Linked DNA regions of Homo sapiens: region 2 is linked to region 1. The links are chromatin contacts, found by Hi-C or POLR2A ChIA-PET in ENCODE. All regions are on one chromosome and are shown on one strand. Each heading gives the region's core, a stretch centred on a gene start or an enhancer-like site at or near the end of the contact. The rest is flanking DNA. Distances are from core to core; before and after follow the strand shown.

Region 1 (6,201 bases), core at 1,479-3,978:
AATGTCCCCCGGGGGGCAAGAGAAGCACTGGGTTAGAGGCTCAGGCAAGGCCAGGACAAGCAGAGCCTTGAAGGCCATGATAAGGCACTTTATTCTGAGTCTGATGGTGTTATAGAGGAAAGTTATGCTCCCCAAAATTCATATGTTGAAGGCCTAACCACCACTGTGATGGTATCAGGAGGTGGGGCCTTTGGGAGGTGATTAGGTCTTGAGGGTAGAGCCCTCATGAATGGGAATTAGTGGCCTTATAAGAAAATACAGGAGAGAGTTTGCTTCCTCTCTCCCTGCTTTCTGCCATGTGAGGATACAAATCAGATAGATATCTGTAAACCAGGAAGCTGGCCCTCACCAAGTTCCACACCTGCCAGTGCCTCCATCTTGGACTTCCTGGCCTGCAAAGCTGTGAGAAACAGGTGTTTGTTGTTTAAGCCACTGAGCCTATGGCAATTTGTTAGAGCAGCCTGATGTGACTAAGACAAATGGAAAGCCATGGAAAATTCCAAGTAAGGGAAATACGTGATCCCAATTACACCATAGGTAATTGAACCATGTATTATTATCTTTGAAAGTTCTCTTTCAAGAGTATTGAACCATCAGGGTCACTACTATTTTGACTAGAACCTGTCAGTTCCAGTTTACCTTCAGCTTGTGTCTCCCTGCATCCAAATCTTGTGTTAGGTTCACTCCCTGGAGTAACTTCTGCTGGTTCAGACAACCACCACCACTGACGTTGTTTTAAGCAGGCCACTGGGGAAGAGCATGGACTGAAACACACTTTGCCTATCTGAAACGTGGGGATCTTATCCATCTGAAAGAGCTGTTGCAAGAATAAATGAAAAAAGTGCCTGGCACAGCATCTGGACATACTGGCACTCTGTAAGTCTTAGAAGGAGGTAGAACAAAATACTGTGGCAGACACAGAGGTGTGCCCCTCAGATCTCTTTTCAAGAAAAAATTTTGCTGCTCAACTGCCAAGAATGCAGTGAGCTGGCAGCCTCTGCTGTTACTACCTCCAGAATCTGCCACTTTTTAGCTAAGGTCATGTTCTTCCTGGAGGGGAACCAGGGCCTGGATATTTCTGCAAAATGCAGGACTCCTCTAACAGGCACTATTGCTCCAGAGCTCTCTGTTGGGTGGGTGGAGACTCAGATCTGCAACGTTGTCTGAGCTTTTCCACCCAACACCGCCTCTCCAGTCTCTTTCATTTTTCGTGGCATTACTTCCCACTAAGCCTCTTGCACTAACTCTGTCTCAGATCTGCTTCCCGGAGGACCCAGCTGATGCATCTCTCTATTTACTTTGCCCCCTGCCTACAACTTTCTTCTTTTTCTGTGCTTCAGATTGCAGAGTTTTCAGGAAACTCTTACAACCTTCCTCCTCTGTGTTCCCACAAAATTTTGTTTATACCTTTATTATAGAGAAGGAGAAGGGAACAGTACTTATTGAACACCTGTTGTAGGCCAAGAGCTGTACTGAGGAAATTTTGTTTATATATCCACACTCACTCTTGAGTTTTCATACTAGCCTGGGAGGTAGAGTTTATCATTCTTATATTGTAGATGAAAACTCAGAGTTGCAGTGGTCTGTATTGCAGAACAATATTTCATTTCAGTCTGATAAAGGACGCTGCTATTTATTTTCATTAGACTACTAAGCATTTAATGTACTTGATTGTACTTTATCTGATTGCATGTCTACTTTTGGGGAGTGGAAATGCCTTATTTGTTTTTATAAACAATGACCGAACCCGGTTCTATGTAATATACATGTAGTGAATGCTTACTGAATGAGTGAATGAATTATGGCTAGATTGGACTTGGACTTACTCTTCTTCTATGTGAAAAGGTGCATTTTGAATAATTGCTAAAATGCATGATAATGAGACTACCACAGGCCCGGATATAGCAGAGCTGCCCAGTTGCTGTTAAATGCTGGGATTAGATAAAATCAAAACCGCAGGATTCTATAGAGGCAGTAATGGGATTTGCAACTAGAATGTTTCAGATTTTAAAAAACTGTCACTTATGATGAGGAAAACAAGGCCAGGTCAGCTGGGCCTGAGGCCAAATGGAGAAGGAGGTCAGGTTTAAGGATGAAAATGGCAGACCTAGTCGATTTGCAGAAAGCAAGGGATCCTTACAGCTTATCGGGGAGTGAAACGTAAATATTAGATGTAAGTCTAGGGAAGGACCTTCTGGGTCTGCTACAACAGATGGAGGTCGGGGGAGGTTGGGGGAGTAGGGGCATGGTAACTGCAGGGGCTGGATCATGGTGGGCGCAGGATGCAGGTGTTAAGTCCGCTGCAGGAAATTCTTGTTTTTTGGTTTTTGTTTTTTTCTGAATGAACACATAGCTCAGCATATTATCGTTATTTTTGGCTCCTAAGTTTGAGACATCTGAACTAAATCAATTGCTGACAGCTACACTCCCACTGCAGTGTTTCACGGCTTGCCCCCCATTTTGTTAGCCTGAAAATTTGGGGAGTTGCAATAGAATAGATAATATCTGAGATTATTTCCAAGGAGAAAATTTCATGATTCTCAACCCCCTCGAGGGCTGGTGGGGGATGAAGGAGCAGCCATAACGGGGCAGGATCAGGGGAGTTCAGACATACGTGGCTGACGTGATCCCGAAGAATAGCCACCACCTTCCCCTGGACTGTTGAGATGCCTGTGAAAATTTGCAACACAGATCCAAATAAACAGTGCCATCTAGTGGCAACTCTCTTGAACTCATCCATCCATTTATCCACCAGCCATCCATTTAATATTTGCAACATGTCTACTATGTGCCCGCTACTATTTAACAGTAACAAGAGAGATTCTGAAGTCTCTTCCCTAGTGAAACATTCTAACCAGGGACAGACAAGTCCCAAGCCCCATAGCGGTAGTGTAGACCTCATTAATTGACAGTTCAGATGTTTCAAACTTGGAGGCCAAAATTAAATATAATACACAAAGCTACTTGTTCCCTTTTTTAAGTGAAAATTATCTTTTAATGTAGAAAAGATGAATCCAGGAGTTCCAAAATTAGCCTGGGCAACATAGATTCCATTTCAAAGAAAGAGAAAAAAAGTAAACAGGGGCCGGGCGCGGTGGCTCACCCCTGTAATCCCAGCACTTTGGGAGGCCGAGGCGGGCGGATCACGAGGTCAGGAGATCGAGACCACGGTGAAACCCCGTCTCTACTAAAAATACAAAAAAAATTAGCCGGCTGCGGTGGCGGGCGCCTGTAGTCCCAGCTACTCGGGAGGCTGAGGCCAGAGAATGGTGTGAACCCGGGAGGCGGGGCTTGCAGTGAGCCGAGATCGCGCCACGGCACTCCAGCCTGGGTGACAGAACGAGACTCCGTCTCAAAAAAAAAAAAAAAAAAAAAAAGTAAACAGGAGGTTTTTAAACTCTTTTATTCTCATAGTCTGACTCCATTTTTGATGTTTGCTGACAGTTTTCAAGCCCCCCCTCCCCCTCCGCCAACTTCCTTCTCCTTGCCCCACCTCTGGGCGGGGTGATAAGAAATCCTGAGTGCTTCCTCCTTTGGCACTGAAAGTGAGTTCAAACCATGCAAGCCTTGGCCAAGTAAGAACCCTACCCTCTAATCACAAGTAAAAGCAGAGTCAGTCTCCTTTCCCTGCTCTCTCAAGCCATGCTTGGACCTGCTTGGGAGCCACCTGTTCTCCCCAGAAAGACTCCATCATGTGATTAATAAAATTAATAACTCCCCTTTTTTTTTTTTTTTGAGACAGAGTCTCGCCCTGTCGCCCAGGCTGGAGTGCAATGGCGCGATCTCGGCTCACTGCAACTTCTGCCTCCCGGGTTCAAGCACTTCTCCTGCCTCAGCCTCCCAAGTAGCTGGGATTACAGGTGCCCACCACCTTGCCCGGCTAATTTTTTATATTTTTAGTAGAGATGGGGTTTCACTATGTTGGCCAGGCTGGTCTCCAACACCTGACCTCAGGCGATCCACCGGCCTTGGCCTCCCAAAGTGCTGGGATTACAGGCATGAGCCACCATGTCCGGCCCATAATTGCTATTCTTACATACGATAATGGAGGTAGTCCTATCTGTTTGCATGCCATTTCCAAATTGTTTGTCTCACCCTTCATAAGGATCACGGCCAAAACTCTTATAACAAAAGACAGATTAGCAAGAGAAAAGCATAACAAATTTATTTAATCAAAGTATTTTGTGATGACACAGGAGCCTTCAGAAATGAAGACCCAAAGACCCAGAAAAAACTTTCTATTTTTATTCTTAGGTTTGATGAAGAATGGACAACCACGTAGAAATGTGATTGGATGAAAGTCAGAGACTGGGGAGCGAAACCCAGCAAGTCCTGTCCGTTCAGATTCTTCTTGGCCTCTCTGTGCAGCATTCTTTCCTCTCTGGTATGAGGCAGCACCCCTCCTGAATGAGGGTGTTCAAGGGAGAAGGGAGAGAGTAACCTTTCTAGATGTTATGGCTCACTTTGCAGGGAGAGGGATTCTAATTTCTATGACCCAAAGTTGGGAAGAGGAATTATGGTTCTATGACTCACTTCAGGGAAGGAAGGTGGATGGGAAACAGACAGGTGGGAGAAGGTCAGAGAAAGACTTTGCTTCTTTGTTTTGGGGAGTTTTTTGTTTGTTTTTGAGACAGGGTCTGGCTCTGTCTCCCAGGCTGGAGCTCAGTGGTGCGATGAGGGCTTACTGCAGCCTCAGCCTCTTGGGCTCAAGAGATCCTTCGAGAGCCTCAGCCTCCCAAGTAGCTGGGACTACAGGCATGTGCCACCCCATTCAGCTATTTTTAAAAATTTTTGTAGAGATGTGGTCTTCCTATGTTCCTCAGTCTGGTCTTGAACTCCTAGGCTCAAGCGATCCTTCTCCCTCGGCCTCCCAAAGTGCTGGGATTACAGGCGTGAGCCCCTGAGACTTTGCTCCTTAAACTGCCTCTGAGGCTTTCCAATCTCCTTTAGTTCAAACTACTCAGAATACAAAAATTAGCTGGGTGTGGTGGTGGGCACCTGTAACACCAGCTACTCGGGAGGCCAAGGCAGGAGAATCACTTGAACCTGGGAGGTGGACGTTGCAGTAAGCCGAGATCACACCACTGCACTTCAGCCTGGGCGACAGAGTGAGACTCCATCTCAAAAAAACAAACAAAAAAAATCAAAGTACTCAGGAGGCCAAAGTGCCATATTTGGGGTATTGTTTCCTGAGCCCCAAGAGATGCATTCTCAAGAACATTAGAAGGTGAAAAAGAACTCCCATTCCTCATCTCTCCCCATGCCAGAATTTTCTCAGATCGTCTTCCCCTCACTCCACTCTCCAAGATACCAGAACAAAATAGGTTGCCAAAATACAAACTGCCTTTAATTCCATTTTACTAAAAATACAACCAACAAATATCATATTAAACAATTTGAATAAGTCAAAATGCAGTGACAAATATTTTAAATACATATGTTCAGAAAAAAAATACCTTGTGTGGCTTTTTCTTCTTTAATTTACTTTTCTCTATTTGCAAATAGAGAAAGTGTCAACCCAATCCCCTTGGAATAGATTTTTTACTATAAAAACTGGCCATCTTAGCTTCCATTCTGTTTTGTCTTTCTTATAGTCTGGGCCCTAGATTTTTCAAGCCAAATAATAGATAGTAAAGGAACATGCAGAACTGAATAGAAATCCTAACGGCTGTGCCAGCTTCATTGGCATCTTTCTGGCTATTTAGCTCCATATTCCTGGAGTTCAGAACAGCCCAAGTCTTGCTATTTAAAGGTCCACTGACCCTCTTAGGAAGATTGGGTCCCGTTGGCAGTTTTTTTTTTTTTTTTTTTTTTTTTTTTTTTGAGACAGAGTCTTGCTCTGTTGCCCAGGCTGGAGTACAGTGATACAATCTTAGCTCATTGCAACCTCCGCCTCCTCGGTTTAAGCAATTCTCCTGCCTCAGCCTCCCAATTAGCTGGGACTATAGGCCTGCACCACCACGCCTGGCTAATTTTTGTATTTTTAGTAGAGATGCGATTTCACCATGTTGGCCAGGCTGGTCTCCAACTCCTGACCTCAAATGATCCGCCCGCCTTGGCCTCCCAAAGTGCTGGGATTACAGGCGTGAGCCACCACATCTAGTCCCCTACTGGCACATTTTAATGTGCTAATGTTTATCCATAAAATGAAAGGTTGCTTTAAAATCAGGTTTGTGCCATTAGTCAACGATTTCAAGATCA
Region 2 (6,201 bases), core at 2,541-5,040, 270 kb before region 1:
AATAGCCTGGCATGGTGGTGGGCGCCTGTAGTCCCAGCTACTCGGGAGGCTGTGGCAGGAGAATGGCGTGAACCCAGGAGTTGGAGCTTGCAGTGAGCCGAGATCGCGCCACTGCACTCCAGCCTCGGCGACAGAGTGAGACTCCGTCTCAAAAAAAATAATAATAATAATAAAAATAAGAATAAAAAAAAGAATGATTTGCATTACTGTGGACAGGAAAAACCTGCATTGTTATCAGTTTTCTACAACTTAGTTTCTATTTCTAGGGAGCTATAAAATAGCCTAGTCATCAGAGAAAGTCATAGGTGAGTCATCAGAGAAAGTCATAGAATCAGATACTCTCTGGAAGAGACTTACTTTCATGTATGTGTCAGGGCGATGAAAAACCAACACAGGTACCTTGTAAGCATTCCACTAGAGTTAGCCATTATTTGAAAGTAAGCTCTAATATTAGTTCCTAATATGCTGGGACTTGGGGTTTCAATTCTTTAATTTCCTTTTGAAGTAACTTCTACAATTAAAAACTATACATTGAAAGTTAAAATTGAACAGAAGAGAGTCCTCTAAGTCAAAGCACTGCTTTCTCTTCCCATTTTGAAAAACACTATTCTTCATAAAACTGGTTACTGGGTGAACCTACTGAGAGAGGGGACATCTGAGAGAAGGGACACTGCTTGGGTCAGGGCTTTTGAGGACAGGTGATATGGCTCAGAAGTTCATCTGAGCACCTAAAGGCAGTGCTTGGCATCTGGTAGTTGCTGTTCCTTCAGGTCTGGGAAAGTGCGGGTGGGTCCAGAGCCTCCAGGCAAGAACTAGAAGATATTCCTCTGTCTGTATTCACCCTGGAACCACCCTTCAAACCCACACCTGATAGGTAATCGGAGATGAGTACTGAGGCAGTACAATGCCAAAATAATGGGCTAAATAAAAAATTTTCATCAAGTACTTTTGGGTACAACCACAGTTTTATCAAAAACATAAGAAACTCTTGGCATTTGAGGTTTTGACAGTTGAGGTTTCAGCTTTTTGCAAGCACAAGATGTCCAAGGACATGAGTTTGCCATTTTGCTAAAGGGCAAATTTGGTGCACTTGCATCATGAGGATGGTATAGATGGGAGAAGTACATGAGCAGTAAATCCCTCTGGCCCGTGGGCATCCACATTATAGCATGGCTTACCCATATCCCTCACCAGTGTCAAGTTTCTGCTGTATTTTTAACTATCTTTCATATGCTCTACACTCTAGGGAACAGAAAAATACAAATACCATATAATTGGACAGGAGGTTGTTATTTAAAAAAAAAAAAAAGAATGCAAAGAAAGAAAGGGAAAAAAGACAAATTCCTTACCATCAAAGAACATTCATTTTCATTGGGAAGGCAAGATGAAATTAATAAAATGGTCAACACCAGAGATAACATAGCCAAGAGCTGAAGTAGTTCTATAAGAGAATTCCAGAAAAGTCAAGGGGCCCATGAGTGATTTTGGAGGAGTGAGGTTTTGAATTTCATCCTGAAGGAAGTACACAATTTGGGCAGATGGAAAAGGAAGAGTGGGCATTGCATAAATAAAAAGGGGAGTTGGAACAGGAAGATAGTACCAGGAAATGGAACTAGTTTAGAATGTGCATGGTGTAGAACAGGAAAAGGATAGCCTTTGGTGTCAGAATTAAAGTAAATAGAAAGTAAAATTTTTTCATAGGCGACAAGAAGAAAATAGCATTGAATAAATTCTACATTGTGCCAGCTTCTTTCATCTTATTATTTAATATAATCTTTTTTAAAAAATCCTTTATGAAGGAAAGATCAGCATCATACCCACTTTACAGATGAGTACACAAAGGAGACCCAAGGAGTTAGGGGTCGTGACCAGCTAAGATTTATATCCCAGTCCCCAATCCCTGTGACTCTCAACTCTTCTGACAACTCTTAGTGCTTTTTTTTTGAGACGGAGGCTCACTCTGTCTCCCAGGCTGGAGTGCAGTGGCGTGATCTCAGCTCACTGCAACCTCTGTCTCCCAGGCAAGCAATTCTCCTGCTCAGCCTCCTGAGTAGCTGGGACTACAGGTATGTGCCACCATGCCCAGCTAACTTTTTTGTATTTTTAATAGAGACGGGGCTTCACCATGTTGGTCAGGCTTGTCTCGAACTCCTGACTTCAAATGATCTGCCCACCTCGGCCTCCCAAAGTGCTGGGATTACAGGCGTGAGCCACTGCGCCTGGCTCTGCTTTTTCTAATTACACCTCATGGAGATGCCCCCAAAGAAGAGGTAAGTATTTGACTACGTTCTGGATGTTAAACTCCTGAGTGGCAGGAACTTATTGCCCAGCATTTAATTGATGCTAAATACTCATTAGATGGGTGAATCAAATTATAAATCAGCGGAGAATCCATTCTTAGAAGATAAATGGTATAAATACACAATAAAGGGGAAATCATCATAATTTTTAAGGGAATTATGAAGAGTTAGGACTCTTATATTGGGCTTACATTGGAAAGATCCTGAAAATCAAGCTGAAAAACTGGAATTTATTCCATAAAAAAAATGTAGGTTACAAAATGCAGTTTTTCACTGGAGCTATAAGATAAAGGTGGTGTTTAAAATAATATTTTAAATTAATTAGTTCTCCTCAAGGTAACTGAAAGGAACAATTACTTACATACCTTGTGTGAATATAGTGGACTTTCATATCTAGAGGAGGAGGAGGAGGACAAGGGAGAAGAATCACAAGGAGCAGGAAGAGGGGGAAAGGAAGGCAAAAAGAAGAATAAGAAGACAAAGAATAAAGTCAGGAAAGAGAAGATGAGCAGCAGGGGCAGTAACAGTAACAGGAGAAAGAGAAAGAGGAGTGGAAGAAAGTAAGAAGGAGGAGAAGAAACAGCAAGTGACAAACCACATCCTTCTCTTAGGAAAACATTGTAAGTTTATTCAACAGACATAAAATTACTCTGAGAAATTGCTTACAAAAGTTTACAAATGCTTTCAAGTTCTGTAGAAATCTCATTACAGACAGGTAGTAAACAGTTTGCAGGCAGGCCTTGGCCCATGGACCACATTTTCGGTAACCCTGGGCCATAGGACACAGCCATTCAAAATAATGTGCCTTCATTTCAAACTTGTCATCATATGAACAATATTATTCAGCAGGTTTCCAAACTGAGGATGCTGTGACTAAAAGTTATCATCTGTAAAGTGTGTTAATATTCTATACACTAGTTTTGTGAAATATTTTAAAATACCACAGAGAAGGAAAAGAAGGAAGGAGGAAAAAATAAAATTGGCGATCCATTTCATAACTGCACCAAAAATTATTTGAATAGGGCTTTTTCATAAAATATCACAACCAAGTGTCAAAATTCCACTGAGGAGGGAATAAAAGAACACTAGGTTAAATTTACCAGGTGAGAATTTAGTGAGGTGCAGCAGTCCCCCTTTATTCACAAGGGTTGCATTTCAAGACTCCCAGTAGGTGCTTGCAGTGGGGGGATAGTACCAAATCCTATATATACTATTTTTTTCCAATATATACATACCTAGGATAAAGTTTAATTTATAAATTAGACACAGTAAGTGATTAACAATAATTAATATTAAAATAGAACAATTATAGCAATTTACTGTAATAAAAGTTATTTGAATGTGGTCTCTTTCTCTCTGTCTCTCTCTTTCAAAATATCTTATGTTCATAAAAATAACCTACTGCGGTTGACCGTAACTGAAACTGCAGAAAGTGAAACCACAAATATGAGGGAGCTACTTTATAAATAAGAATGTTCTTTACAACGAAAACTGTCAAGTACTTCAATGTAATAGCTGTCATGCCAAGAAACCCTGCCTAGTAGCCTAGCATCATGAGACTTAACCTTGCCTATTAGGAAGTCAGCCAATTTCTGCCTAAGATTTAATTATTCTTCTAACAGAACCCAAACTTCTAACACAACCCAAACTCCAAAACATGACCACGTGGCTAATCTGCCTATGGTGTGCCAAGAACTTCAAGGCAGTAAAGCTTAGGAATTTAAGTACCAGAGAACACGAAACCACAGACTATTAAAAAATATAGTACAGACAGTCCCCAAGTTAAAATCGGGTGTGTTTCAAAACTTTCTTCATTGGCTCTTCAGAACTCAGAATACTTTTCCCATAATGATGATATTATAAACTAACAAAAGGCTAATACATGCATATGTAAGAGAACTACTGTGTACTAGGAATGAAAAAGTATAGAAAATTGCCAAAGTATAAACTTTTTAATGTTCAAAAATATATTTATGAGAATACATAGTGAGCACATTTCAAATATTTAAACTTAATGAGGGAACCATTAGGATGGTAAAGGCTGTTTAAAGAAGTATATGCAAGACTGGTGTATCGAATTAGTAAAAGAAAAGATGCTAAAATAAGATTGCTAAATTAGATACTGGGTAGATTAACAGCTCACCAAAGTGGTATAAAAATTATTTTAAACTGAGAACATCTTAATCTACAATCACCAAAAAATAAAAATAAAACATTATCTACACTTATGCAGGTACTCCCAAAAATACACCTGCCTTTGACACTACCCACACCCCTTCACCCAGGGAGTTTCCTGTTTCAGAAAATACTGACACTCAGCACCAGGAAGTATGAATTTAGCTGCCTATTAGCATCAAAAAGCCAAATAGAGCCTTTCATACTTTCCTATTGATGCCCTAAACCTCCCCTCCATTTTTGCTAAATTGGAATACAAACCTTTATCTCTGGCTACTAAACAAGTTACTCATTACTGAGTACTTCTGTAGGCACAAAAACTTTTGTTCTGTTAATCTATTCTTAGTTAATCCAAAGGCCTAGACCATTCAAACCTAAGAGGGTTAGGGGAAAGTTTTCCTCCCAACAGAGCAAAACCGGCTAATGTCGTAAAGAGCTATAAAATCATAACCTCTGGATTATGTTTTCTACTGAAGGGGTTCAAAACATGCTACCCTCAAAATATGCCACTTGGCATATTGCTTATTTCAAGCTAAAGTAAATTAAGAAACAGCCAATGCAGAAAAAGCTCTTCACTTCCCCCTCACCTGTTTAAAATAATGTATAAACTTCCCCTTCTGTAAGGAAAATTTACATTTACAAAGAAAATTTCTATTAGTAAAGGTATCCATACCAGGAAGAGAACAACTCTAAGACAATTTTTATTGCCTGAGAGACTCTTATCCACATAAGAAGGTAAACTATATTCACCCTACATTTCCTCCTCTCACCTTCCCATCATTTGCCTCCACCACTCCCCAGAAGTTCCAAAGCCCTATTTTTTCCTATAGCTTATGCTGACATATGTCTCAGTTATCTGGGTACTTCCTTGAGTCTCATTTTTAGTGGGATTCCCACGCATATGTCCATAAATTAAAGTTATTTTTCTCCTACTAATGTTTTTTATGTCCATTTAATTCTTAGACCAGCCACAGAACATAGAAGGGTAGAAGGGAGCATTTTTTCCTCCCCTACACAATCACACAGAAATCAATTTCATCTCTACCAAATGAAAATTATTTTCAACTCTGTAATGATAGATGTTAATTCCTAGAATCTAGTCCTAATCAATAGTAAATAGTAATTTTAACAAAAGAAATGACAGGATTTTTAGGTGCTGCTTTCCAGGTGGAAATTTCTGCGGCCGGCAGCACTCCTGCCCCAGCTTCACTCCACTCAGGGCTCACTGCTAGACTTGCCCCACATACTCGGCCCAGCAGGCTGTGCTGTGCTCATGCTGCCAACCTGGATCTCACACCCATCAAGGGCAAGCCAGGAGCACCAGCTGCTACAGCAGTAGGGGGCAACTCCAGGGGCCACCTCTGTACAAGTCTGCAGCTGGACCAGGAATACTGCAAGTGGCCTCCACCTTGGGCACCAGCATCTGGATGAGAGGAACATGGTGGTGCCTGAAAAACTCAGAGACATCAGCAACCGTGGAACCCAAAGGGGGTGTTACAGCTCCAGCTTGGGGAGTCCTGAGGTCTGGGCTCCAGAAGGGTTGCCGCTCTTCTCTCCCATGGACCAGAGAATGGGAGCGTGTCAATGCCCACAGCTCAGTGAGCCAGCCAGGAACATGTTACAGTCTTTTTTGCACCAATCATTCAGCAGGTCCCAGGTTCTTGTCCTACGTTCGAGAAGAATGAGTTATGCAGCCAACCAGAGGGTGACCAAGGCAGAGAAGAGT

The links. Hi-C counts contacts between places; a loop is a spot of excess contacts on that map. ChIA-PET counts read pairs that join two places held with the same protein, here RNA polymerase II (POLR2A). Pooled maps may share reads with other maps.
Region 2: a loop to region 1 is called in a pooled map, with 2.8 times the contacts of the local background. The contact joins two enhancer-like sites. A Hi-C loop is called at or near these places in 1 of 37 single-sample maps with no recorded cell type and 8 of 50 pooled maps. POLR2A ChIA-PET finds 5 or more read pairs at or near these places in 3 of 52 experiments (MCF 10A, OCI-LY7 and activated T-cell).

Annotation. Positions count from the first base shown.
Region 1 is chr11:102,284,643-102,290,843 of GRCh38, reverse strand. No RefSeq gene overlaps it. Among named protein-coding and RNA genes, the nearest start is that of BIRC3, 30 kb to the left of the region's middle. Within about 2 kb of position 2,728, at least 5 of the 41 ENCODE cell types and tissues checked have a DNase peak (open chromatin) inside an H3K27ac peak, as active enhancers do.
Region 2 is chr11:102,558,445-102,564,645 of GRCh38, reverse strand. No RefSeq gene overlaps it. Among named protein-coding and RNA genes, the nearest start is that of MMP7, 31 kb to the right of the region's middle. Within about 2 kb of position 3,790, at least 13 of the 41 ENCODE cell types and tissues checked have a DNase peak (open chromatin) inside an H3K27ac peak, as active enhancers do.